Linked DNA regions of Homo sapiens: region 2 is linked to region 1. A link is a loop called in an ENCODE intact Hi-C map of the cell type or tissue named here. Cell type or tissue: stomach. All regions are shown on one strand.

What was found. A loop is a pair of places that touch in the nucleus more often than their neighbours do. Peaks named below come from ENCODE experiments on the same cell type or tissue, not always from the same donor. Only the 100,000 strongest peaks of a DNase experiment are listed, where the experiment ranks them.
Region 2: it touches region 1 in a loop (2.8-fold over the local background); 32 of 110 quality-filtered maps call a loop at or near these places.

The regions. Positions count from the first base shown.
Region 1 is chr1:90,840,469-90,848,468 of GRCh38, reverse strand. All of the region lies in intron 1 of LINC02609 (long intergenic non-protein coding RNA 2609), which reads left to right. LINC02788 (long intergenic non-protein coding RNA 2788) reads right to left here. Exons shown (of 4, transcript NR_186594.1): 2 at 2,670-2,815; 3 at 348-413. Among named protein-coding and RNA genes, the nearest start is that of LINC02609, 7.2 kb to the left of the region's middle. RefSeq lists an enhancer at 6,811-8,000. In stomach, no CTCF peak of the experiment used is centred here; no DNase peak of the experiment used is centred here; H3K27me3 peaks cover 3,927 bases.
Region 2 is chr1:91,010,633-91,018,632 of GRCh38, reverse strand. The region is part of intron 1 of ZNF644 (zinc finger protein 644); the gene reads left to right. Among named protein-coding and RNA genes, the nearest start is that of ZNF644, 7.4 kb to the left of the region's middle. In stomach, no CTCF peak of the experiment used is centred here; no DNase peak of the experiment used is centred here.

The DNA.
Region 1 (8,000 bases):
GACTATTACAAAAAACTTCCCCTTCTCCTAGCCTATGGGTGAGGCCTAACCTGTGAGGTCAAACACTTGTCATTTTTAGTAGTTGATCATAAATACAGACTGAAAAGCATATGTGTAGTGGAACCACCATATTGTTTTAAGTGAATAATATTCAACCTGCTTTACAAAATACAGAATCATGAAACTCCTAGCCCAGTGAACTAAGCTCTTATTATAATATTCAAGGCCAGAATGTGGGAGATGGTATGGAAAGTCATCCAAGGAAAAGAGTGGGATGGGGGAGAAAGAGGTTAGTCATGGGGCTTTTTAATTATAATTAGTTGTATTCATCTGAGGGAACAACTTACCATTGCTTTCCAAAAACCAGCAATTTAAAATTTGAGGAAATAATTCAAATTCAACTCCAGCTGAGACTATACAGAAAACCAAGAAAAGCAGAAAGAATGTAATTAGCTGAGTAGGAATTTTCCTAACAGTTCAAGTCTAATACCTTTAGTATTATATAGAGGGCCAAGGGATCATTAGTGATTAGCAAGAATCCAGACCATACTGATCAGGAGAGATCAAGGCCAATGGACAAAGATGAAAGAGCTTTCCTGCTTAAACCCAATGTTGCAAATGCTGATGCTCTTACATAGGGAAGGTCAGCCAGCAGACAAAGAAATAGGGCAGTCGTCCCAAAGCAACAAGTAGAGTCATTCCTCTCTTTCACTCCAGAGTTAGATTGCATATGGAGATTAACCAAGATTGAGCTGAGACAAAAAGAATATCATTCTTTCAGCCAGGTATAAGGTCTGGAACTGAGTCCTGTTTCTGCTTTGATGAACTTGGGTATTGTCCAGACATTGGGGAAGGGAAAACCTGCTGGGCCCTGGATACCAAGATTACACACCTAATTAAAAAGGTCAGTGAACAAGGTGGACAGACCCAATTCTAGATCTTTTCTGGGGAAAGACACCGGACTGCTTGTCCATTAGGTAGACAGAATGACTCTTAAAATGTATGTTAGATGCCAGGAGTGGTGGTTCATGCCTGTAATCCCAGCACTCTGGGAGGCCGAGGCAGGTGGATCACCTAAAGTCGGGAGTTTGAGACCAGCCTGGCCAACATGGTAAAACCCCGTCTCTACTAAAAGTACAAAAATTAGCTGGGCATGGTGACACACGTCTGTGATCTCAGCTACTCGGGAGGCTGAGGCAGGAGAATCACTTGCACCCAGGATGTGGAGGTTGCAGTGAGCCCAGATCGTCCCACTGCACTTCACCCTGGGTGACAGAGTGAGACTCCACCTAAAAAAAAGAAAAAAATAAAATTAGGGGTACAAGGGAGTATCAGTTATCTGAAGGGAGTATCAGTTATCTGGCAAACTATCCATAAATAGTACTTGTGGAAAAACAAGTAACAGTGATTTTAGCCTTCCTTTTTAAATGGGGAGCCTAACCATCATGACTACCCATCTTGTTGTTGTTGTTGTTGTTGTTGTTGTTTTGAGATAGGGTCTCACTCTGTCACCCAGGCGGGAAGTGCTGCAGTGGCATGATCTCAGCTCACTGCAACCTCCGCCTCCCAGACTCAAGTCATCCTCCTACCTTGGCTCCCCAGGTAGCTGGGACCTCAGCTGTGTGCCACCACGCCTGGCTAATTTTTTGTATTTTTGGTAGAGACAGGGTTTTGCCATGTTGCCCAGGCTGATCTTGAACTCCTGAGCTCAAGTGATACTCCCGTCTCAGCCTCCCAAAGTGCTGGGATCACAGGCATGAACCACCGCACCCAGCCATGACTGCTCAGCTTCTATAGATTTAAGAGTTCGTGCAAATATTTTAAAATTTGAGTCTAAATATTAAATTTTGTGTATAGTGTTTGTAGCTTCAGGAGTGGGGAGAGGGTAGTTCTCAGTATGGTCCAGGTAGTTGTAATAGAAGCCTGGTGAGTATAATTTGAAGTCCATCTCTTTTAAAGAGAGAGGTTCCTGTCTTTAGATTCCAAAATTCACATGTGGATCCAGAGTACAGAAAAGGTAGAGGACTGCCATGAGAATTGAGAAGTGGTAGAAAGAGTCCTGGACTGGGAGTGGGAACTAGGTTTATCATGTCCCAATTATGTTTCTTGAGGCAAATTTTAGTTTTCCTCATAGGCAAAATGTATATAATTGTAATATCTACTAGTCTACTTTGCAGGGTAGTTTGTGCCTTATCTGAGATGAAGTAAATGAAACACTTGCTGTGCATGCGCAGGATTTTGTGTGCTACAATGCAGGTTTTATAGGTGAAGGTAATGCTTATAGCCCTGGAGTTGTCCAAATATATGAACCAAAATATAAAGAAAGCTAGAAACCCACCTGTGGGAACTTGGGAGAATAGAATAGTTTTAGCGTGGATACCAGAGACAAATGGATAGTATAGTCATTACTCCTTTTTCAGATTCATAGGAAGTACCCTGTTGCCATTGCAAGAGATTTTGTTTTTACACTTCCTGAAGACCTGTTGTGTATAAAGTAACCTTAAGATAGCCCCCTTTATACTATCAAGCTCAATTCTGCAGCAGTGGCACTGAAAGGACAAACTTTCTTTGTGGAGAAAATTGACCAGACTCCTAGGCCTTGATTATTGTACTCCCAATGGTCCTTCTTTTCTTAGAGATTTCATTAATCCCCATTGCCATGTTCATACCTTAAAGGAGAAGAAGAAGCTGACTTGAGTTCTACAGATTGGCTTAATCGGTCAGCTATGAACATTTTCTAAAAACAGTTGTTATTCTTCCCACAGCAGCAATTCATTTCTTTTGCAGACACAGCAGGACCCCACCTCTCTGGACCCTGCAGACCATTAAAAGAAATTAACAGTTTAATTTTCTCCTTCTTTCCTCTGTGTATTTAAAAGGTACAGAGGATTAAGGGGGAAGGGCAGTTTGCCTCTCTACCTCACAGAAACCCCTGTACAGATATAGACAGCATCATTGGCTCCCACCAACATGAGGCATGGCTCCTAGAGAGGAGGGGGAAGTGGATGTGGGTGTCCTCAGGTGGGTATATACTCATCCTTTCTTCTGTTGAGTTGCCGGATTTCACCTCATGAAGAGTAAAAACAATGCCCCTTCTCTGAAGTCATGTTAGAGGGATGTTTTCTGGAGGCTTGTTGAGTATCCTCCATACAGGAATGCTTCATAAGTTCACATTGTGTGAGGGACCATGTATGTGAGCCAGGACAATACAGTCACAAAGGAAAAGGGGCATTTGATTCAGGCAGTATGTGTTTGAACATCAGATCTGCTCACCAGCTTAGTGGCTTGGGCAAATTTCTTCATCTCTCTGAGTCTCAGTTTCTTTATCTGCGAAATGGCAGTAATAACAGTGCTCACTTCTAAGGATTAGTGTGCATGAGGTGAGTGTATGACAAACGGGAGTTGTAATATTAGGCTCTGGGGAGTCAGGGAGGAATATAAATAAATATAAGGCAAATTCCCATCTTCAAGGAGCTTTCAGTTTGGTTGGAAGGGACTGAATAAAAATAAAGCTGACAATACAAGGCAGAAAATGGGAGCACCAAATGAGTGCTGCAGATGACAAATTCAGCAGTCTGCCAAGGACTAGGATGATGGTTGAAAGGTTTCAAGACAGAGGTGGGAGTTTCTCTCCGGATTTGCAGACTGGACAGGAGTCAGATATATGGAGTGAAATTGAGAAATCATCCAGATGACAAGAGGAAGGAGGAATCAGAACACACAGCACATGCATAGCAGGGGGGAGAGTATGCTGGAGTGGAAAGTATACCAGCTTTTGAGCCAGATGTAAGAATCCTAGTGCTGCTGTGAGACCTTAGTTGGACAAGTACCTTAACTTCTTTAGCCTTCTACAGCCTTAAAATGGGTATAATTATACCCATCTCTTAAATGGAAGGGATTAAATAAGATAATATTTGTAATGCCTAACATGGTGCCTGGCATCTTCAGTAAAATAAAGACAATTCACATGATGTTTTCAGCGGACAAAGAGAGAGCTGTCTGCCTGAAGAGCTGTCTGGCCTTGTGTAGGCTAGTAGTGGAAAACAAACCAGGAACAGCTAATTAATGCCTATGGGGAGGGTAGGAAGGAGGCTTGAAAGCCAATTTAAGAAGCTGGGGCTGGCCGGGAGCGGTGGCTCACGCCTGTAATCCTAGCACTTTGGGAGGCTGAGATGGGCAGATCACCTGAGGTCAGGAGTTCAAGACCAGCCTCAACATGGAGAAACCTCAACATGGAGAAAATACAAAATTAGCCGGGTGTGGTGGTGCATGCCTGTAATCCCAGCTACTCGGGAGGCTGAGGCAGGAGAATTGCTTGAACCTGGGAGGTGGAGGTTGTGGTGAGCCGAGATTGTGCCATTGCACTCCAGTCTGGAAAACAAGAGGGAAACTCCGTCTCAGAAAAAAAAAAAAAAAAAAAAAAAAAGAAGCTGGGGCTGTTATAGGCAATCAGAACTACCAAGGCAAAGTAGGGGTTTAGGATAGTTAATCTTAAGGCACTCTGAAAGCTGTATTTGAGGAAGGAAGAAACTCACTCCTTTATGTGTAAAGTGATCAGGGTCTAGATGAGGATGGTGGAAGGGTTAGTAGACCTGGCCAATGTCTTTTTAAAGTTATTTTCATAAAAGCAATTTAGGGCTCAGCAGTGTGGAGTAGGGGGGAGCTTTTTTGTTTGTTTTGTTTGTAGATTCCTAATATTTAGTATTGATTGTCTACAATAAAACTAGGATAGACCCACAACTTTGGAAAAGAGAGATCACTCAGCATTCAGGGACAGTACAAGGTGAGAAGTAATTCTGATGCTAAATAAGCCCTATAATTTGCTTCAACTTATAAAATAGCCCCTTTTAAAAGCCCCTTCCCCCTTCCTATTATTAATACAGATCAAGTGTGTTCCAACCACTGGTTTTCAGGAAGACATAAGTACAGATCATTTATCGTTGTATGGAGTTTGCAGTTAGGATTGTAACACCAAGAGGGGTTGGGGCAAAGGGCGAGGATGCTGCCAGCAAAATAGTAATGTTGATGATTTTATTTATTTGATAATAGTGAAATTCTGTTCTCTCCTGGGGTTTAGAAGTGATTTAATTAAAAAACAAACCTAGGAAATAGTTTTGGATACTAGGAATTAATTTATAATGTCTCACATTTTCTACCTTTCTCTTTTTTTTCTGTCTTTAGTAGTTTTGTAATGGGAGAATACATGGTAGATAATTCTGTTTCTAAGGAAAATCACACTGATTATGTATATGAACACTGGTTTTTAAAACGTTAGGAAATCCTAACTGTGGTAAGCCTTAAACATATTAAATAGGAACTGATAACCAACCTACCTCTGATTTCCTGAACTTTGCTGTTCTCTTATTGGGCTGCAAGGGCAACATTGTGCCAATAGCTCTGGGGTGCCTGAATAGTGCATTGCTTCCCTTGGAAGAAAGATGTACATGAAAGAAGATTGTGTGCAGTGGTTGACAAACACAGAAAGAAGATAAGTGACTAAGAAAAAGGTAGGCCCTGCAAGGTTAGAGGCAAAGCCAGCTGGCTTAGTCCCAGTGCTTCGAGCAGGAGGAGCAAGGAGTGTTCATTTCATTTCTTGTCTCCTGAGTTTATTTAAATCATCTGCTGGGAGGGGGGAAGGAAAGAAAGCATGATGTTATAAGGCTGATTAAGATGCAAACATGCAGATTATATCAGGCTACTGGCAGTCCTTTTCACTCCAGCCTAGAAAGAGAAGACTGTATAAGAAACCTGATCGAAGGGAAGGGAGAGGAGAAAGCAAAAGACATCTCTTCACTTTTTAATGAAAGAGTTTATGAATATCTATTGCTTTTGGATTTCTGGTATCCGTGCCACCCTAACAGATCATCCAAACTAGCCCCTGGCTGAAAGCCTGGCCAGGGGATTTGGACCAGCGGCAGATGCCATTGGGAAGAGGGTCTTCAGGGTCTGCTGGCATTAATTTTGCTAAAGAGACCTCATCAGAGACCAAGCCTCCTCTTGCCTACAGGTGGTGGGCCTTGGAGAGGGCCTCCATGGAGATTTCAGCCTTGCCCCCTCCTCCAACCTCTCTGCCTTCTGCTTTTGCATTGGGACCTCTCTTTCTCTCTTCCCCCTTTTTTCAATTAAATGAATTAATTACCAGGCGTTTAACTTTTTGCCAGGCTCTTTTATTATGCCCAGAGTTGTTGCTGAGTGGCAAAGGGAAGTAATAACATTCACAGTAAGGGGCAAATCCTGTTAATGAACAAATTAAAGTTCAAACAGTGATTCAAGTTCACAACCTCTCTGTGGCTCTTCTCTTTAATAAGAGTTTTACATGTTACTTTCCTCGCTCTTTTCTCCCTTTTATTACTTTTTAAGCTTTTCATCAACACTGCCGGGGCATATTTGAGGCTCCCAACCTTTCAGCCCTGACAAGGACTCGAGCAGTTATAATCCTGTCTTAATTTGGCAACTTTTGTAAAACACATAAAGGGCCCAGGGTCACCTTTGGTCGCCAAGGCCCTGGGTGACCCTATAGCTTCCACCTCCTGCCAGGGCTGCGTAGGCCACTCTTCTCGGTATTCATGCCCCTCTGGCAGTCAGGATCAGAAGATTCACCTTCCCGCCCCCGACACAGCCAGGCATAACCTGTCCACAAGTTAAGGGTTCGAGCCCTTTCTTCTCTCGGTCCCCTCTCCAACAGTCCTTTCTACCCAGCAGCGCTGTGGGGGGAAGGGGACGCCATGGGGAGGGAGGAGCCTACGGACTAAAAGCTGGAAACCTTTATGGGGAAACGGATTTGAGGTGGGACGGATGCCCGACTCCCTCTCCACTACCACTACCGAATGCTGCTCGCCTCGCTGAGGTCGCCTCACCACGCGGTTCCAAGGGCAGGAGGCCCAGTCCTCCTTAGTACTCTGACGTGAGCGGAGCCTGGGCCTGGCGGGAAGAGCTCAGGAGGGGTCCGGTCCCCGCCCACTCCTCTCCCCTCTCTCTCTCTCTCTCTTTCTTTTTTTTTTGTACTGTGGATTGCGTGGGGGTCTTTTCCACCTCCGCGCCGGCTTCTCACCACCATCCCCCGAGCATGGCTAGATATCATCACCATGACAACTGCAATCTATGAGCATACACATAATAGAGATGAAATAGACAAAAGATTAGCATGCCATGAAAAGTACAATAAGTTTCTTATTTAGCATTTAGATAACTGTCTTTCCTTCGGAGCAAGCTTCAAAGTTGAAGCCAGTTTAGACCAAGAGGATTAATTCTTTCTCCCGCATGCTTCATTGAATCTCTCATTACCAAACTTTGTCTGTATTGATGTAAGATTTGATTGAAGATTAGAGCATTTAGCAAATCTTGCTTTTCTGCATGTATCAGGTCCTTTCAAGCACGGATCTCGGTGCCCAGTGGTCAATACCCTTACTTTTATCCAGTGTCTGCTTCATTTAAACTTAATCAACTCCATCAATGAACTGGAACAGGGAAACGTCCCTGTGGTAAGAATGTTGTGCTTTTGTGGGATAATTCTTTGCTCTTTCCCGATCTGTTGGCGTTAAACCTAAAATTGCACTATGACGAACTTTTTTTTAATCAATATGATAATGACAATTGGGTCTGAAAGCTCTGGTGGGACTTGGAGTAGAGCGGGATCTGTCCCCCATTACCAAAATAACTTCTCGTTCTGCGATAGTCGAACTCCTTTTGTGTGGCTTTAATACCTTTTCTTCCCTGACATTGAATATTGCTCAAGCTGGAAAATGATGCATCTTTGTAGGGAAGGCTCGTATGTCACAGCCAGAAAGTGAAGCAGACCGATTGGTTGTGTGAATTATCTGACTTGCTGCAGTGAATTATTTGCACTGTTTCCCTACCTAGTCAACAAGTTCCTGAGGTATAGTAGAGATCAATCAAAACTGACAGCCCGCGTGTGAAGGCTTTACTGTGTAAATCTGGCGCACTCATCCTGGCCATGCCGGCCCTGGCATCTGTATATCATTTTTATACTGCTACCAGTA
Region 2 (8,000 bases), 170 kb before region 1:
TTAAGACAATTGTAGCTTGCAGCAAATGGAGAAATTGGCATGTTGAGTTATCTAACCCTGATTTTATAGAGCACTTGTTTTAACCATTTTTTAAACTGTTTTCTAAATGTTTTAAATTAGTAACCTTGTAAAATAAAACGAGAATGAAGAGTGGATACTGTAATACTATGGATACATATTCAAATGAGCTTTTATTTACACTTATTAATCTTTCTGGTAGAGAGAATGTCTATTTCGTATATGGAGAATCTGTAAATATTGAGTAAAGTTGTCAGGTATAGCATTGACTGAAGCAGTTCTAGAAGTGGTGTTTTTGATTCAGGTTTATTAGAGGGAAATAAATAGCTGCTGTTAATAGTGCAAGCCGTTTACACCATTGAGTTTTGGGAGATTTGAGAATCATGGAACTGATGCTAGCACTAGCTCACCCTGCTGGTTGGCTAAAAGATTTCTCCTCTTCCCCTTAAGAAACAAACATGAAGATCACAGGAGACCCAGAGGGTAGTAAGACTCTAAATTAAATTCTGTCTTTCTTCAGGGAGAGGAAGTTCCCATGAAAAAGGTGTTTTCTTGTCTCTAAGGCCTTAGTTGCTGCATTATAATTTTTTTTGCAGATCTGCCAAGTTGAACCATGGAGTTACTATCCTTTCTTTTTCTTTCTTTTTGGTTGGGGGACGGAGTCTCGGTCTGTTTCCCAGGCGCGGGTGCAGTGGTGCAATCTTGGCTCACTGCAACCTCTGCCTCTCAGGTTCAAGTGATTCTCCTGTCTCAGCCTCTCAAGTAGCTGGGATTACGGGCGCCGGCCACCACACCTGGCTAATGTTTGTATTTTTAGTAGAGATGGGGTTTCATCATGTTGGCCAGGCTGGTCTCGAACTCCTGACCTCAGGTGATTCACCCGCCTTGGCCTCCCAAAGTGCTGGGATTACAGGCGTGAGCCACCGCACCTGGCAGTAGTTACTATCCTTTTTGAACTTCCTGGGAACTCTTATGTGATTATGGAAAGTTAGTATATTTTTATTCTTTTAATTTCAAGATAAGAAATCCTTTGACAATTGAGAGATGTTAGGAAGAAAAACAGCCCTGTGAGAGTAACTTTCCAGGAGGAAAAAAGCAGAGGATTTCAAGAGTAAGAGGAGGAGGAGCCTGCCAGGGCAGAAGTAGCAGCAGTGCACACTTCTCTTGGTTGGGAGAAAGTGAGACTGGATTAAGATTAGCGTTTCTGGGAGATTTTCTTTCCCCTCTCCTACTAATCTTGGCCCTACCTCTTCTGTCTGCTAGCTGTGGTCTTCCCATTTCATTTGGAATCCTTTGAACTGAGATTTTGTAAGTAAAAATAAAGATAAATGATTTGTTCCTTGAAGCTTAATTCTGTTAGCCTAGATTTTGGTAGAATTGAAGCTGGGTTAGAGTGATGAAGGCAGATTTTATGTGTTAAGCCTTTTGGTATGTGTATCTTTTTTTTAAGTTGAAAATACAGCTTTTAAAATACTTTATATAGGCCGGGTGTGGAGGCTCACACCTGTAATCCCAGCACTTTGGGAGGCCAAGGTGGGTGGATCACTTGAGGTCAGGAGTTTGAGACCAGCCTGGTCAACATGATGAAACCCTGTCTCTACCAAAAATACAAAAATTAGCTGGGCATGGTGGCACGTGCCTGTAGTCCCAGCTACTTGGGAGGCCGAGGCAGGAGAATCACTTGAACCCAGGAGGCAGAGGCTTCAGTGAGCAGAGATGCCGTGCCACTGCACTCTAGCCTGGGTGACAGAGTGAGACCCTGTCTCAAATAAAAAAGACTTTGTTCAAACTCTAGAAACGTAAGTATATTTTGAGCCAAATAGACAACTGAAAATTAAAAATACCTAATAAAGTGTTGATTAAAATTCTTTACACTTTACAAAGCATGTTTACCTGTAGTCTATCAATTATTTTATCTAATTTTTTGAAAAGATTAATATTTTACTTAAAAGTATCTCTTTCATTAGTTTCTTGAGGAAGATATTAAATACAGTCATGTGCAGCATAATGATGTTCTTTGGTCAATAGTGGACTGCATTTACGATGGTGGTCCCATAAGATTGTAATACTGTATTTTTACTGTATTTTATGTTCTATGTTTAGATACACAAATACTAAACAGTTATGTTACAGTTGTGTGTGGTATTCAGTACAATAACATGCTTTACAGGAGCATGTTGTAGCCTAGGAACAATAGGCTATACCAAGTAGCCTAGGTGTGTAAGTAGGCTCTACCATCTAGGTTTGTTTGAGTACACTTTGTGATGTTTGCACAGTGACCAAATTGCCTAAGAATGCATCTCTCAGAATGTACATCCATGCTTAAGTGATGTATGACTGTAAAACTAGTACTTTCAGAGCACCATTTATTGGGGAGGAGAGGGGTAATTCCCAATTTATTGTTGGTTTGTGAAGGTGGGTAAAAGGCTTCACAGAGTTGGAATTAATTGCCTTTTGTTTGCTACTGACTCACTAAATACTTTACACACAGACACACACACACATAGAATCACAATTGCAATTGTAATTATGCATATATAAAGAGGCAGGATATGATAAAGTTTGAAAGTGTAAGCCTTGAAGTAAAATTGACAGGGTTCAGATTTAGCTGTGTGAGCACTAGGCAAGTGGAATTAGTAATTACCATCTTCAAAGAGGTTTAGGGTTGATATTACATAATTCATGTAAAGTCCTTAGCTTTCTGGCATACAATGCTGAGTAAAGTAAGTGTTACCTGTTAGAGTAATAATAGTTATTATTACCATTGTTTAATTATTCTTTCTACATTAACTTGAGATTTTCACCTGTGAGTGATTTGCAGTTGTATACTTTTGCTAATGTCCCATTTTAAGCCATGCCGATAAAGACAAGGTTGTTATAGAGGAAGTGAGAGGTAGGCATCAAAGTGTGCCTTCTCTGATTCTAGCAGCAGAATCTTATAACCAGGTTAAATATTTCAGGAATGCATTCCCAGCACTGTCAGCAGATGAGTAGATACACTTGGGAATGAGTACATTTTAATGAAGTTATTTCCCAGCCAGTGCATTGGTTTGTCTTTGTTATAACATGCTGAATTTCTTCACTCTCCTTTCAATTTTTGACTGTGAGGCCATGTGGTGACTATTAGTAGAGAGAAGAAGGTGAGTGGCTATGCGTATTTGTAATGTACGTATAAACCCAAGATGAGAGTGAGGAGTGGCTGGTAGGTAGCTAGATTGAGGCGGGTGGAATATAATCTTTTCATTGGATAGTCTGAGTTGGGAATTTCCCAAACAGCATTTCCTTTTGCTCTTTTCCTCTCCACACTTTGTTTTGTATATGTCTGTGCTGGTATGGTGTTAAAGTTATCAGTTCCCCCTCTTTAATTTTCTTTCTACCACCAACCTCCTCCTAGCACAAACACGGATTTTAAGCTTATAAGCAAATTTGTCAAAGACAGCTAGTAAAAATAATTTTAGGTTCATTTGAGGAGGGGTACTAGTATGAAATTGTAAGTTTTTCATTTATGCTTGAAAAATACAGCAATTTGGAAAGTGAGGGAGGGGAAGTCACCCATAATCTTATTACCATTATATAATTATTAGTATTAAAGACAGATGACGTTAATTAAGCATCTACTATATTCTTTTAATAATCCTGTGATGTATATATTCCCACTTTACATGTGAGGAAACACATCCACTTAATAATGGAGTAGCCAAGTTTGAACCTAGGTATATCTTGAGAAGGTCTAGAGAGGAGACCTTTCTGTTCTACCTTCCTGTTCTTCTTACATATATATCCTTTTACCTAGTTGTTACACAATTTGTAAGTTTCATCTCCTAGTTTTAAAACTTAGCATTATAAAAACATTTTTCTCCCCCCCCTTATTTCAAGTGGTGTCGTATTGCTCTCATTGTCTATTCATACCACCATATAAAGGCTCTTTGTCTTGGCTGCTGGACATTGGTACAATGATGTTGACCAAAATGGATGCTGCCCTTTACTGAGTGACTAAGATGAAAAAAATCAGGCTTAATCAGAACTAATACTTTATGGGATTTGGATTGCTACAGGTTTAATCATGCTATCTATCCTTGCTGGTGGGACATTTGACTTAGAATTGTATATAAGTAAAATATAGATGAAAAATTGTATAATTTATAGCTATCTGAAAACAACTTTTTTTTAATATTTGAACACTTTGAAATGCCTTACACTTCCTTGTTAAAAATCTTAAAGGGATATTAAAATTAAATGGCACTTAATTACTATTAGTAATTCCTAATATAATATTTAATTCATAAAAGAAAAAAGCTTAATGTTGAATTCTGGCACTCATCGGGAAGATGACATTATATGTTAAGAGATAATTTGTGGGGCATAGTAACTATAGTTAATATTGCATACTTGAAAGTTGCTAGGAGAGTACATTTTAAGTGTTCACACCACAAAATATAACTATGTGAGGTAATGCATGTGTTAATTAGCTAGATTTAACCATTGCATAATTTATATGTATTTCAAAATGTGTTGTACACCATAAATATATACAATTTGTATTTATCAGTTTAAGAAGAAGAAGAAGAAAAAGGTAATTTGTGGGCATTTATAAATAGATTGTATAGGTCAGCACTGCCCAATAGAAATATAAGTTGAGCCACAAATGCAATTTTAGATTTTCTATAGCCACATCAAAAAATAAAATAAATAGGTGAAATTTTATTAATGGATTTTTATTTAACCCAGTATCTAAATACTATTATTTCATCATATAAACATGATTGAACTATTTTACATTTTTTCTTTTTTTAACCATGTTAAGTCTTCAAAATCTGTTAGTATTACATACTTAAAGCACATCTCAATTCAGACTAGCCAGAGTTCAGGTATTCAGTAGCCACATGAAGTTACTGTATTGGACAGTGCAATTACAGATAGTAAGTCCTATGGGGTATAGGGAAAGAATAACATAGAAATTGAACTGAACCGTAAAGGATAGCTGAGAACAGAAAATGCTTGAGAAGAATATTCCCATAAAGAAGTGATAGGAATTAAAACAGCAAATACAGTTTGATACCAGGTAATAGAGTGGCTTGAATCCAGTTTAGGGAATTTGGTTTGGGTGTGTATATGTGTGTGTGTGTGTGTATGTGTGTGTGTGTGTGTGTGTGTGTGTGTGTGAGAGAGAGATTGGAAATATATATTGGAGGGTGCCTAATTCGTGTCTCATACATGAGCACTTGATAAATACTGAATTAACTGGGTGCATTGGCTCATGCCTGTAGTCCCAGCACTATGGGAGGCTGAGGTCGGCAGATCGCCTGAGGTCAGGAGTTTGAGACCAGCTTGGCCAATATGATGAAATATCCCGTCTCTACTGAAAATACAAAAATTAGCTGGGCATGGTGGTGTGCACCTATAATGCCACCTACTTGGGAGGCTGAGGCGGGAGAATTGCTTAAACATGAGAGGCGGAGGTTGCAGTAAGCCAAGATCATGCCACTGCATCCCCACCTGGGCGACAGAGTGAGACTCAGTCTCCAAAAAACAAAAGAAAAAAGATAAATATTGAATTAATATTTAGAGAGAATTAATATGACACTACAGAAAATGCTGGAAAAAACATCCTAACAAAGCCTAGTCGATCTTCAAAAGGGAAAGTGTTTCATTTAGGGAATATTGATGTTCTGTGATTAACAATATGATGGAGATTGATAAAGAAGGATGAGAATTGAGAAAAGGTTTTTAGATTTAGCTATTAATTGGTTACTTGTTTTTAAGTATTTTTTTTAGGTATAACATACAGTGAAGTGCACAAATCTTAAGTACAACTCAGTGAATTTATACATATAAGTATACCTAGGTAACTCCCAGGTAGTGGGAGGTACTGGGTTACACCTGGGGAGAAGAGGATGTAAAAAAAGCACAGACATGAGAATTGTGGAATGCAAGCATTTTCCGTGATTAGAGCCTATTTTAAATGAAATACCCAGATAGAGATGTAGAATATTTTTCTTCACTGATTAAAGGTGCCTTGTGCTCCCTCCTATTAATTTCTCCCTACAGAAGTAACCACTATTTTAACCTCTAACCTCTATCACCATAAATTAGTTTTTGCTTGTTTCTTTTTCTTTTCCTTCCTTTTTTTTTCTTTTGAGACAGGGTCTCAGTCTGTCACCCTAGCTGGAGTGCATTGGCGCAATCTCAGCTCACTGCAGCCTTCACCTCCCAGGCTCAAGCGATCCTCCTCCTTCAGCTTCCTGAGTACCTGGAACTACAGGTGCATGCCATCATGCCTGGCTGATTTTTTTTTTTTTTCTTTCGGTAGTAGAGATAGGGTTTTACCATGTTGCCCGGGCTGGAGTTTTTGTTTCTAAACTTCTTATGGCATATTTGTCCTCCCTCCCAAGGGTAGTGAGAATTGATGCTTGAATCCATCTCTCTTTTCTTCTGTCCTTGTTTGGCATTGTTATGAATTGGGAGGTAAATCAGGTGATATTTGGTACTATGGCCCTTTTTTCCCCCCAGTGACAAAATCAGAGAGGTGCTTCTTAGTGTTCATTAATAGTAATCCTTTAGAGGTTAGTTTTATGACTTGATATTTTGTTTAGAATGCAGAGATTTGAATTTGCCTCCACCGATAACATAGTTGCCTGGCTTGCTGTCATTACAGTATTCTCTAGGCATATAGCCAGGAAGTAGGTGGAGGAAGTTGTGGATTGCCTCCTTATATAGATGGTTTTTGGAGCCTCTTTGATGGTAGCTTCCAGGCATTATGTCAGTTAGCTATTAGGCATTTTAGGTTGCTTATTAAGGTATTTGGGTATTTCTGATTGTAATTTTAGAGGTAGGAATAAATAGGTGTACTTTTTTTTTATAGGTAGGCATCTACCTGTTCAACAGAAAAGTAGAATATAACTAGAATGTTACCTTATGGACAGTTGCTTACAAGTGTGAATGGTTAAAGCCCATGTAGGAGACTTTATAAATGGAAAACTGAAATAGAATTGTTGATCATGATTTTTACTTTTAGTGCTTGAATCAGTTTTTTTCCCCCAAATGGAATTAATAGTTGTAGCATTATTTTTCGTAAATACTGAGCAGTAGAAACCTTATTGTAGTATAGCAGTATTAAATTGGTGCTTTGCAGATAAAGAATTTTTTCTGAAATGGGTATTATAATGTTGTTAAACGTATATAATAAAAAATATATCTTCACATTCTAGTATATCTGGTTTTGAAGAATGAATATGTAAATTGCGCAGAAATGGGTATGAAAAGACTTTCTCATTAACATTTGGATTGTGAATGCTCGAGTTTATAAATGAAAATATTTACTCTATATAAAGAAGTTTTGTCTTTTGGAATTTGTAATAAGTTCATTTAATATACTCTTGCTCCAGGGATTTCAGTATTTGTCTTGAAGAAATAATAAAATCTCACCTGTCAACTTTTCTTATTGTAGCTTTTGTGAAGTATAGAAGGCTAAAGCAAATTGGTTAAATTAGACATTGAAAAAAGTATATGATTATTATCTCCAAAATATTGAGACTTTACACATAACAGCTTTTGGGGGCTAGATTTAGAAAATCACTAACATAAAACAATTAGAATGTTCTTAATTATAGTTTTCAGAACTGACTATGTAGAAAAAAATACACTCAAGTTTGTGTTCTATGTTTACATGTTGTTTTGACAAAAATGAATGTTATGTTTGAATTTAGTTTTGGGAGATTTCAGTTTTTTTGTATTCAGAAAAGTCTTGTTTGTCTGGTTGTATTTCCCCCAATTTTCATAACTTTTATTTAACTGGGTTAGTTGTCATACAAAATTCAGCTAATGCTCCACTAGGGGTAGGGTTGCATATACATAGAGCACAGATATGGCTTCTACTCCAAAGAGCTCATGATCTAAGATATAGCTTGAAGAGTACTTAACTATGAAACATTTAAATTACTGAGCTGACAAAATAAAATGAATGATCTGTAATAAGATTAATA